Regions from separate parts of the Homo sapiens genome. Here region 1 is linked to region 2. Evidence: read pairs that join two places in POLR2A ChIA-PET (ENCODE). Cell type or tissue: PC-9. All regions are shown on one strand. Links, peaks and the distances in the headings refer to the core of each region. The heading gives the core; the rest is flanking DNA.

Region 1 (5,397 bases), core at 88-5,087, 550 kb before region 2:
TGCCACCACGCCCTGCTAATTTTTTGTATTTTTAGTAGAGACGGGGTTTCACCGTGTTAGCCAGGATGGTCTCAATCTCCTGCCCTCATGATCCGCCCGCCTCGGCCTCCCAAAGTGCTGGGATTACAGGCGTGAGCCACTGCACCCGGCCTATGTTTAATATTTCTTTTATCTTTTTAGGTTTTATGAAGATATTTCAATAGTATCATGTTCAACGTAAATACGTGCTCCTCACATTGAATTATGGTCTACACAGACTTGCCGGTCAGTCTGCCCTTTCTAACATTGTTTCTACGGGAGAATGAATTACAGATTCCAAATAACTAACTCACAAACATTTAGAACACAGTCACAAACTAAATTTTTTTTTTTTTTTTTTTTTTTTTTTTAGAGGGAGTTTAGCTCTGTCGCCCAGGCTGGAGTGCAGTGGCGCCATCTCGGCTCACTGCAAGCTCCGCCTCCCGGTTTCACACCATTCTCCGGCCTCAGCCCCTCTCCGAGTAGCTGGGACTACAGGCGCCCGCCACCACGCCTGGCTAATTTTTTGTATTTTTAGTAGAGACGGGGTTTCACCGTGTTAGCCAGGATGGTCTCGATCTCCTGGCCTCGTGATCCAGCCGCCTCGGCCTCCCAAAGTGCTGGGATTACAAGCGTGAGCCACTGCACCCAGCCTTCACATCCTAAATTATATCCAAGCTCTCATGTCTATTATCTCTTATTTCCCTCTTCCTCTTTTTCCTTCTTTTCTTCCCATTAACCTTTCCTTCTCTCACCTCTCTTTGTGTTTCTTATGCTCTTTCCCTCATACACGCACACCCACATACACACACACACCTACTTTATATTCTGAAACAATAACATAAACAAATAATCACACCCAGTCTTATATCCAGTTACCAAGTCTCATAATTTTTCTTAAATAACAGCAATTATGGCTCACATATGTTGAGCTCATGCTACCCTATTGAACCCACTCCATGCTTATTAATACCCTAGTCGAGGCCTTCTACTTCATGCCTGGTCTGTCAAAAGAGCCTGCTAACTAGCACCCTGTTTCCAGTTTCTTCTCCTTTCCAATCATTCCACACACACCAGGAGCTCATACACTGCCTCTAAAACAGTTCTTTTTACTATGTTCTCTTTTTTTCTCACAAAACTTCAATGACAAATGAATAAGGTTTACTTTTCAAACTTGCAGTCAAGGTTCTCCATTTTATGGCCCTAGCCAAGTTTCTACCTTTACTTTCTAACACGCAACAGAGACCCTTCTCTGCAGATTCAGGACCTCATTAAGATCATTTCATTATTTCCTGGGCACACCTTTAACCATCTCACATATGTGTCTTCATTCAGATGAGTTCTCTCTTTCCTGTCTTCCTTTGATTCCCAGTCATCCTTTCATGAACAAATCTGGCACAAACCCTTGGTAAAATTTTTTCAAGCACCTCAATAACAGGATTACCTTCCTATACTCTTTCAGCACTTAGAATAGCCCCATGCATTTGTGCAATGTTTTTACAATTTTTAAAAATTTCCTACGTAAGCTTCACAACAACCCTATGAAGTAAGCACTATAAGCATCTACACTATTCACACTTAGAGAAAAATATTCAGGGATGTGAAGTGACTTCTCCAAGCTCATACTGCTGAAATGTAGCAGTAGTCATCTCCAAACCCTGGCTTTCTGACTCCATATGAGATTCATATTTGGCACATAATATAAAGAGTTGGTAATTATTTGCATCATTTTTTTCAGTCTTCCAAATTAAATTATAAGCTTCTGGAAGGTAATAGCATTATATAGAACTTGGCCCAGTACATAATCATACACAAGATGAAATTCAACGAAAATTTTATTAAGTAACTTTCAGAGTAGTTTAATCCCTCTACCCTATTTAAGAAGCTTTGGTGATACCTCTCTCCCTCTTATGTACAATATTTAAATTCTGAAATCTCAACTGAACACTTTGTGATAAATGTGATACAAATACACCTCAGCTATTACTTCAGTTCTTAACCTAGCTCCGCACAAGGCAAATTTCAAATTTCTTGAGGGTAGGTACCTTTGATGAATAAAATAAGATCTGCTGGTATTTAAATGTTGGCCACGAGTTGTAGGAATAAAATGTGGGGGCAAACTATATTTTTAAAACTCACCTGAAGTTCAGAATCACCTGGGACATGTGCTAAAAATGTAGATATCTAGGATTCAGATTCAGTACTTTCTTAGTCATGTTTCTCTACCCCTGATTTTTATTGAACACAAGATCCCAAAGAGTATACTATGAAACAATAGATGAGTGGTAAAGTGACATCGACTGAAGGCTCAGCAACAGACCATGATGTTTGTGTTAACCATGCATTTCTTTGGGCATGAGTGCTTGTGGTTTGTGACTCACACTGTTTGCAAAATTCTTCCTGGTTTCTAAAAGAGGATTCAACATTTCAATATTTTATGGTGTTTCACAAGCAGCTTCTACAACATCTAAAATCTGGAAGTCACTGAACAAATAATAGGGCATCTGAGAGAAGAATTTAAATAACCAAAAAGGATTTCGTAACAGGAAAAGAACTTCATCTTTTAGAACTGAAATGAGAAGGTACTCACAGGCTCTCCCCGTGTTCCATCCTGCCCCGGAGCACCAGGGGATCCTGCTTCTCCCTTTTAATGATTTGACAAAAAGAAATAGAGAATTCAGTTTTGAGGTCTGCTTACCAAAATAACAATATATAACATTACATATTAAAGAACATTAAATACAAACAGAAAAATTAAAATTACTTCTGGACTACTGATATTAACTTTTCCTGACATCAAATAACTTTTTCAGAAATTCATAAAGTGACTATATAAACAACAAAAATGTGTACATAATGGCAGATAATTAAGTTATTAAATAACTGTGGTACTGTATAGTCATTCTTATGAGAATAGACCATCTTACTTCCAAGGTAAATGTGACCAATATTCTATATCAGTCCTATTCATATATACTTTTTCATTTTTATTTTAAAATTGATCACTATGTTGGACCTAATTTGACCTTGCCTTCAAAGAGTTACATTTTAAAGTAAAAACAAAACTTTCATTAGGAATGGAGTTATTTATAGGTTATTAGTTGAAATTATCTGGCACTTTAGTATATACGTATTTAAAATAAACATCTATAATGCATATTTTAGGTAGCTGTTAAATTATAATTGCTTTTAGTGATATATACCTTTACATTACTATGCTCAGGTTAAGCATCTTATTTTACATCTACGTTTTGGAAGCTAAATTTTTTTCCTAAATGAATCAATTGCTAGTGAATACAAATGTATCTGACACTTCTTCTACTAAAACAATAAATATTAGCTGAATATAATCCTAAAATGTATAATATCTGCAGATTAGTACAACTATTAAACTATCTGAGCAAAATAAAGGATAGCAAGGAAGAGCCTGTTGACACATATACACACATGTACACACCCCAGACTTTTTGAAATCTAACAGTCATTATGAGCCATGCATTTGTTTCTGTCCAGCAAAATGCTGCATCACAACAAGCAAAGTTCTCTGCAAGCAATTTGCCACACTTGTTTCATACCAGAAAGAACATTTTATCCTAGATGAAAGCAAGATAGGAGGTAAAATAAAAGCATTTTTTCCCGTAAATGTCTCAAATACCTGAGTTGAAATAAGTTTAAGGGAGAAAGAGTCTAAGAATGCAATGCACTGAAGCATATTATAACACTGTCATCCATAATTTCATATTCTAATGAATTTCCCAAAATTATAGAAAATAAAGCACAGAAGCACCTCTAAAATTTGGCAAACATAATCAGTACTTAGAAAAAAATTCAACCATATCACATTACATAAACAACAGTTCTCCCACTTGTATGAATTCCTGCATTTTATTAGAACTGTGAAATGCCAACTAAAGCCAAATATTTCATCTATACCAGTTTTATTTATAAACACTAGTTGAGAATAGAAGGAGCAAAGATTAATGCTTTCCTGAAAATTAACCAAATTAGAGGGAGAGAAGTTACTGCTAATCCAATAGCTCTACAGAAAAGCATATAAAAATATTGGAGGAAAAAATGTTGGATCCACTTAGTTTGAAAGCTAGTTTAAAAAGCCTGAAAAATTCAAGACAAGGGATATGTTAGATCCTAATACTATGAAGAAATAATGCAATATTTTATCTGAACTTAACACTCATATCAATAGTCAGAAGGAATCTCTCCTATTAGTAGTTCTCAAATATGGTCCTCAGACCAGGCAAGATCAACTTCTTCATTTAACATGGGAACTTCTTCAGAATATAAAATTTCAGGCCATACTGCAGCATATTAAGCCAGAATCTCTGGGTGGGGGCCAGCAATCTGTGTTAATAATTCTTCCAGGTGATTCTAATGCAGCCATTTGAGAACCAGCCCTGCTATAAGTCATTAGATCATTTAACTTCTCCTACTTCCAGGTACTGTCATATGTGACTTATAAAACAATCTGTGGTTAAATTTTCTGTATTTAAAATAAAGAGGGTAAGGCACTTGCCAAATAGTAGAAACAATTAATTTGAAATTATTAGGTTGGTGCAAAAGTAATTGCAGTTTTTGCCATTAAAAGTAATGGCAAAATACATGATTAGATGACTACTTTGATTTATAAAATCATGACTACTTTGATTTATAAAATCTCTACTTTTTTCTATCTGTCCATTGACCTAATATCATTTTATTTTAATTATCAGGAGTTTTAAAAACGTAAGTAGCCATCAGCAAGGTTCATCAATAATGAAGTTCCACAATTATTTGAGGATTTAACTTATTATGTTCTTCTTACTTTATATTAGACACTTAACATATTAACTGAATAAAATATCACATTCTTTATTATCTATAGCAGTGATTCTCAAAATTTAACTTCATCTGAATCACCCGGAAGGTTTGTTAAACTGCAGATTGTGGACCCCAACCCAGAGTTCCTGATATGGTAGGTCTGGGGCAACCCCTGGAATCTGCATTTCTAATAAGTTTACAGAAGGTGCTGAGACTGCTAGTCTTGGACAACACTTTGAGAAACACTACTCTAGCCCAGATCTCAAAACAGACTTACAGACTCTTTCTGCACTTATGAATCCCTCTCTTCTATGAACTAGTATAACATTATATAGCTTTTCACTTAGCACTGAATTTTATTATGCTAAGTTGTTCAGCAGGTGTCTTGTTTATATGTGTTATTTGCTTGACTTGCACATTCTTTTAAAGGTAGAAAACATAATTTATAGGAGTTTTTTTAATCACCTACAATACTTAGACTAGTGCCAAACATAATATAAAACTACAAGTACCCTTCTTTACAATCATTGGAGTATATCAAGGAAGGAGGAACAGACTCTTTAT
Region 2 (5,397 bases), core at 184-5,183:
GAAATACATAGAATATCAATTCATCAAACAGCATATTAACTCAAATTCTTTAAAATATATTCAACATTCAAAAACTGCAAAAATCATTATCAATAAATGCAGTCAATTGGTCATTACTGAATCAACAGCTTCCGGTGTGGAAAAATCAATACTCACATTTGCACCAATGCCTTCCCCACCTTCAGGGACTTTAGGAAATGCATCATAGAGAGATGACACGTAAGTTATTACTGATTTTTCATCAGGTGAGGAGACATCGACATCTAAAAACAGCAACATAAATTAATTATTTCACAATGTTGATAAATTACTTTTGATCAGACTTTCATGCCAGTCCACATATAATCAAGAAAATAACTCACCTTCAGGGTCCAGAAGTCTTATAACACCAATTTTTTCTGCTACGTAAAAAGCATGCTCTAAATTTGCAAGGTTGCTTTGAACAGCAACAGTATTCATATCTATCAGGTCCGGCCTAGGAAAAAATTCACTGTGTTAATTAGGTTTTCTCATGTGCCAATTCAACATTATATAATTATATAGGTTTCCATTTACATAACAACATCTGCTAATATTAACACCAAGCCTGCGTTAAAATGCAGAGACTTTCATCAAACATTTAACATTGCTCACTTATCTCAGAAACTTCTGTATCGAAAGCAAATATAACAATGAAAATATAACAATTTGAACATATATAAATTTCAACAAAGTCTACAAATATATCATAGTCAGAATATATATGAGTATTTGTCCTATTCAACTGATTTAAGCTACGCTACTCCAACAGCATCTTTCCAATCCAACCAGCATCCTGTCAATGTTTTTCCTCTAAGACAAAAAGCTTGTAGCTTAATTCAGTGCTGTGTCCATGGCCTCCCCATTGCACCATACCCTTTCACATCATCTTTGTCTTCTATAATCCTAGTCATTCTTCCAAGGAGAGATCAAGCTCCACCTCCTCTATGGAGCCTGGCTGATCTTCCTAGCCCTTATTTCTGTCTCTGTTTCCTGAACTCATACTTCCAGCCTGCACCCCACGATATGGCACTTAGGATAATCTTAGACTCCTTGCCCTATTAATTCACTGGTTCGTGTACATGTATATGTTGTTTCTCCCAAACCGTCAACTCCAAGATAGCAAGTACTATGTATTAAGAAAATTTTGTATTTTATCCTTCTGCTGTAATAAAGAATGATATATAGTACACCCTCAACAAATATCTACTGATAAGTTGGTAAGTAGGTTGGTTCCTTAGTAATCTGAATCATAAATGAATGTCTATAATAAGCAATAGTTTATGTTTTCATGAGCACACATGTGTGCATGTGCCCCCCTACACACACACACAGTCACACATCCCAGACTTCATATCTTTATAATTTGTGAGATTTACGTAACACCCTAAACCATGCAGAAACTTTGAAGCTAGCTCTATCTACATGAGAGAGGAAAAGATTCTTCAAATGCTTCTTGTAGAGAAAGTGGCAAAATATGGACATTGGAGACTTCACTCAAGGCTAGAAGCCAGTCAGGAAACTTGGATCTCAAAAACAAAGCATTGAAAGACTACCGGAACAATGTGGAAACAGGAAAGCCTTCAAAGAGTGGTACTCACCACCCAAAAAAATCACTGAGTAAGAACCTGTTGATAGCTTACAAAGAAAGGCTCTCTACAAGCTCCACAAGCATTCCTGTTTGCTCAAAATAATCATTTGGGAAACCACAGAAAGAGTGGGAGGGCTCAAAGGTAGTGTGGGAGAAATGAAATGCAGATTATTTTGTATACTACTTGGCAGGCTGCTTATATGAAAAGCTGTTTGAAAATATATCATTAATATTAGAAAGCTAAGTGGCAATTTGTACTCTTTTATGGTGAGAAAACAGACCTTTCAAGAAAATCTTATACTTTTATATCACTTTGCACTGTTCATAACCTGGGAATGTGGTTACCATCACCTACATGCTCATATTCCAGGAAATTATTAGGAAATCCTTTAATGTTTTCAACCTGCCACCAATATGACCACTCTTTTAAAAGTGACCCTACAATTATTATAGGAACAATAAATCCATTGACAACTATGGAAGTAAATAACAGACCTCCAAAAGTAACATTTTTTATTCACATAGAAACATCTGAAGAATCTGCCAACCTCAAGATTAGTAAACAGGTATGTATAGCAGTCTAGACAAAAACAAATATCTGAAGTTCTTTCAATAAAAAATCGTTTTGTTTCCGTAAAATTTGCACCTTTTAGGGAAATAAAAAACAGACTTTGTAAGTCTGCCAAATCTCAGAACAAGACATGGCATGTTATTATGAGAACCCTGCCATTAGCAAAGAAAGTAAACACTGAGTAATCCTAGAGGGAATGAATAAAGTCATTGAAGAATCAAGTTTTTCAGCTAAGAGAATAAAACATAAAACTTCCTTCAGAATGACATAGTCATTTCAACACAAAAGCAGCTGTAGAATACAATGAGTCTGAGTAAGTCATCTCTTTTATCATGATGTTTAACACTTTAATGGAACAAAAACTGAAATGGTTTTCCTCCACTAAAAGACAGCAGATAAAGAAAATTAGTTAAACAAAAAATGGGAAAAGGGAAAACTTTAAAAACCACTACAAAGCTGGGTGCGGTGGCTCATACCTATAATCCCAGCATTTGGGAGGCTGAAGAGGGCAGATCACCTGAGGTCTGGAGTTTGACACCAGCCTGACCAACATGGCGAAACCCTGTCTCTACTAAAAATGCAAAAATTAGCCAGGCGTGATGGCAGGCGCCTGTAATCCCAGCTACTCGGGAGGCTGAGGCAGGAGGATCACTTGAACCCAGGAGGCAGAGGTTGCAGTGAGCCGAGATCATGCCACTGCACTCCAGCCTGGACAACAAGAGCGAAACTCCATCTCAAAAAAACACAAAAAACCACTATGAAAAAGTAATAGCCTATAAAATTTAAAATGCTATTCCTCCCTTAGCTCATATCCTAACAGAGTGGTGGTCCCTTTGTCTTTCAAATCTGTCTTTCCTCTACCTGCCTGAAGCATCCAGAAGACGCCTGTGCTGTGTGTGTCCTGTCCACCACCTTCTTTCTTCATAGTCTCACTGGGATAACACAACCTTTAAAAACTTCATTTATTTTTCACACATAGAAGATACTTACTTTCATTCTAAAGGTTTCATTTCTTCGTAACATCTTTTTGTGGAATGTTAACAGGAAATGTCATTTCCATCTTAGGTTTGACTAACCAAAGAGCATTAGACTATATTATAGTGACCATGTTCTCATGTTATATTTTAGATAGTTGAACATTAACTATTGTAACTTGCCTGTTTTATGGAAACCTTTCAAAATCATATAATGTGATCCTTTGCCACTTAAAGTAATAAATGCTAGTCTTTTTATGGAAAAAAAGGCCATTCTCTTATTTTTTTTATTATTCTATGATAATGTTAATGTTTCAAAATGACCCAATTATCATACATTATAATCTTTAAACATGTTTATATCCCAGCTTTATCCCAGCTTTTCTTTCATAAGCAATTAAAAGTAGCTTACAAAGAAAATACAAGATAGCATAAACTTTAAATTAGAAGTATAAAACCAAGAAAAGGCCTTAAAATGAAATTGGAAGTGAGACTAAAAATTGCAAATCACTTATATGCAAGCTTGGTGCCCTGAATTTGTTTAAAAATATAGGGCAGAGAGGTATAGAAAAATGCTATTGTCATAATACAAAATAATTTTGGATAAAAGTAATGTTTATCTTTCATACAACACCCATCTTAAAAGAGCAATCTCCCCTAGGCTATATATATATATATATATCTCCACACGTATATATACATATACAGGTATGTTGGCATTTATGTATAGATAGATAGATATATGGATATAGTATAAGGATATCACCACCTACATTAACAGGTAGCCAAAGCTAGCTGAACATAAAAATTGCATGAGAGATTTTTTTGGCATAGATACCTCCAAGGTAACATTTCAGTACTCCAAAACTTTATTAATACATTAGCTCACATGAGAATTAGATAGGATTCTGCAGGAACATATGACTTCTACAGTGATATAAATGGCTAAAGATCAGGCTGGGCGCAGTGGCTCATGCCTGTAATCCCAGCACTTTTGGAGGCCGAGATGGGAGGATCACCTGAGGTCAGGAATTCCAGACCAGCCTGGCCAATATGGTGAAACCCTGTCTCCACTAAAAATACAAAACTTAGCCAGGCATGGTGTCGGGTGCCTGTAACCCCAGCTACTCGGGAGGGTGAGGCAGGAGAATCACTGGAACCCAGGAGGCGGAGGTTGCAGTGAGCCGAGATCGCGCCATTGCATCCCAGCCTGGGTGACAGAGCGAGACTTTGCCTCAAAAAAAAAAAAAAAAAAAAAAAGATTAGCACAACAGACCACTGAAGGCTTCCACAATATATCATGGCAAACACCAATACACTCAACTGCAAGGAGCATGAAACAACATCAAAGTACTTGGAAAGGAAGTACTTAGAAACATGGCAGAGAGGACACTAATTAAAGTTAACTAAGAGAAAGAAAAATGCCAGCTAAGAGAAGAGTGCTTTAGTGCAGACACAACATTACCAAATCCTGAACCAAAAATGTGACAATAGCTGAAAAGACACATATGGGAAATATCAATGGCCACAGTCCAAATCGGGATTTTTTTAAGGATGAAAAAATAAAGTGACTTAAATTCAGAGTCTGCTGGTTGTGCTGGCTTTCAGCTGGCACTCAATAATTATTTATGTGGATACAAACAGTAAGGTTCTGGCTACCCTGCATCTGCTTTCCTATATTTGAGAAATTTCCCTTTCATAAGTCTTGGGGGTAAGGAGAAGAGCAAAGCCCATTTCCCAGTACAAAAACAGAAATATGTCAGGTTTTTCCTGACTCTTTTATTTGCTCAAGAAATGTCCACTGCATACCTCACCCCCGTACATGACATTACCTGGCCAACTCGAATTCTTTCAGCAGACTCGGTTCCACCACCATTTCCTCCAGGAAGTACTTTCCTCTGTTCCCAAATGCCGTCTGTTATCTTCATTTCTGTATTTACCACATTTTTCATAACTATATATCTGCCTATCTCTCATATTGAACCATGGGCTTCCTGAAGGCAGAGCCTGTGTTTTGTCCATGTTTATATCCTCAATATCTAGCATAATGCTTAAAACATTAACTTTTGAGGATTAAATAAATAATAAAGAAAAACATGAGCTATGGGGACTGGGACATATCAGTGTTTCAAATTCCTGGAGATATGTTCCATCCTAGGCTTGTTCCTTTTCTTTTCACTAATTTCTACTGACAAAACCACCATCTATGGCTTCCAGCCAAGTTTTAGAATCCTTATCGAAAT

The links. ChIA-PET counts read pairs that join two places held together with the same protein. Peaks named below come from ENCODE experiments on the same cell type or tissue, not always from the same donor. Only the 100,000 strongest peaks of a DNase experiment are listed, where the experiment ranks them.
Region 1: POLR2A ChIA-PET joins it to region 2 with 6 read pairs; 1 of 35 experiments calls an interaction of 5 or more read pairs at or near these places.

The regions. Positions count from the first base shown.
Region 1 is chr6:56,098,864-56,104,260 of GRCh38, forward strand. It overlaps COL21A1 (collagen type XXI alpha 1 chain), which reads right to left. Exons shown (of 30, transcript NM_030820.4): 17 at 2,609-2,662. Among named protein-coding and RNA genes, the nearest start is that of COL21A1, 150 kb to the right of the region's middle. In PC-9, for the core only: no CTCF peak of the experiment used is centred there; a DNase peak (open chromatin) is centred at 2,408; H3K27ac peaks cover 1,036 bases.
Region 2 is chr6:56,650,770-56,656,166 of GRCh38, forward strand. DST (dystonin) reads right to left here. Exons shown (of 104, transcript NM_001374736.1): 11 at 363-475; 12 at 157-263. Among named protein-coding and RNA genes, the nearest start is that of DST-AS1, 190 kb to the right of the region's middle. In PC-9, for the core only: no CTCF peak of the experiment used is centred there; DNase peaks (open chromatin) are centred at 1,702 and 2,382; H3K27ac peaks cover 2,841 bases.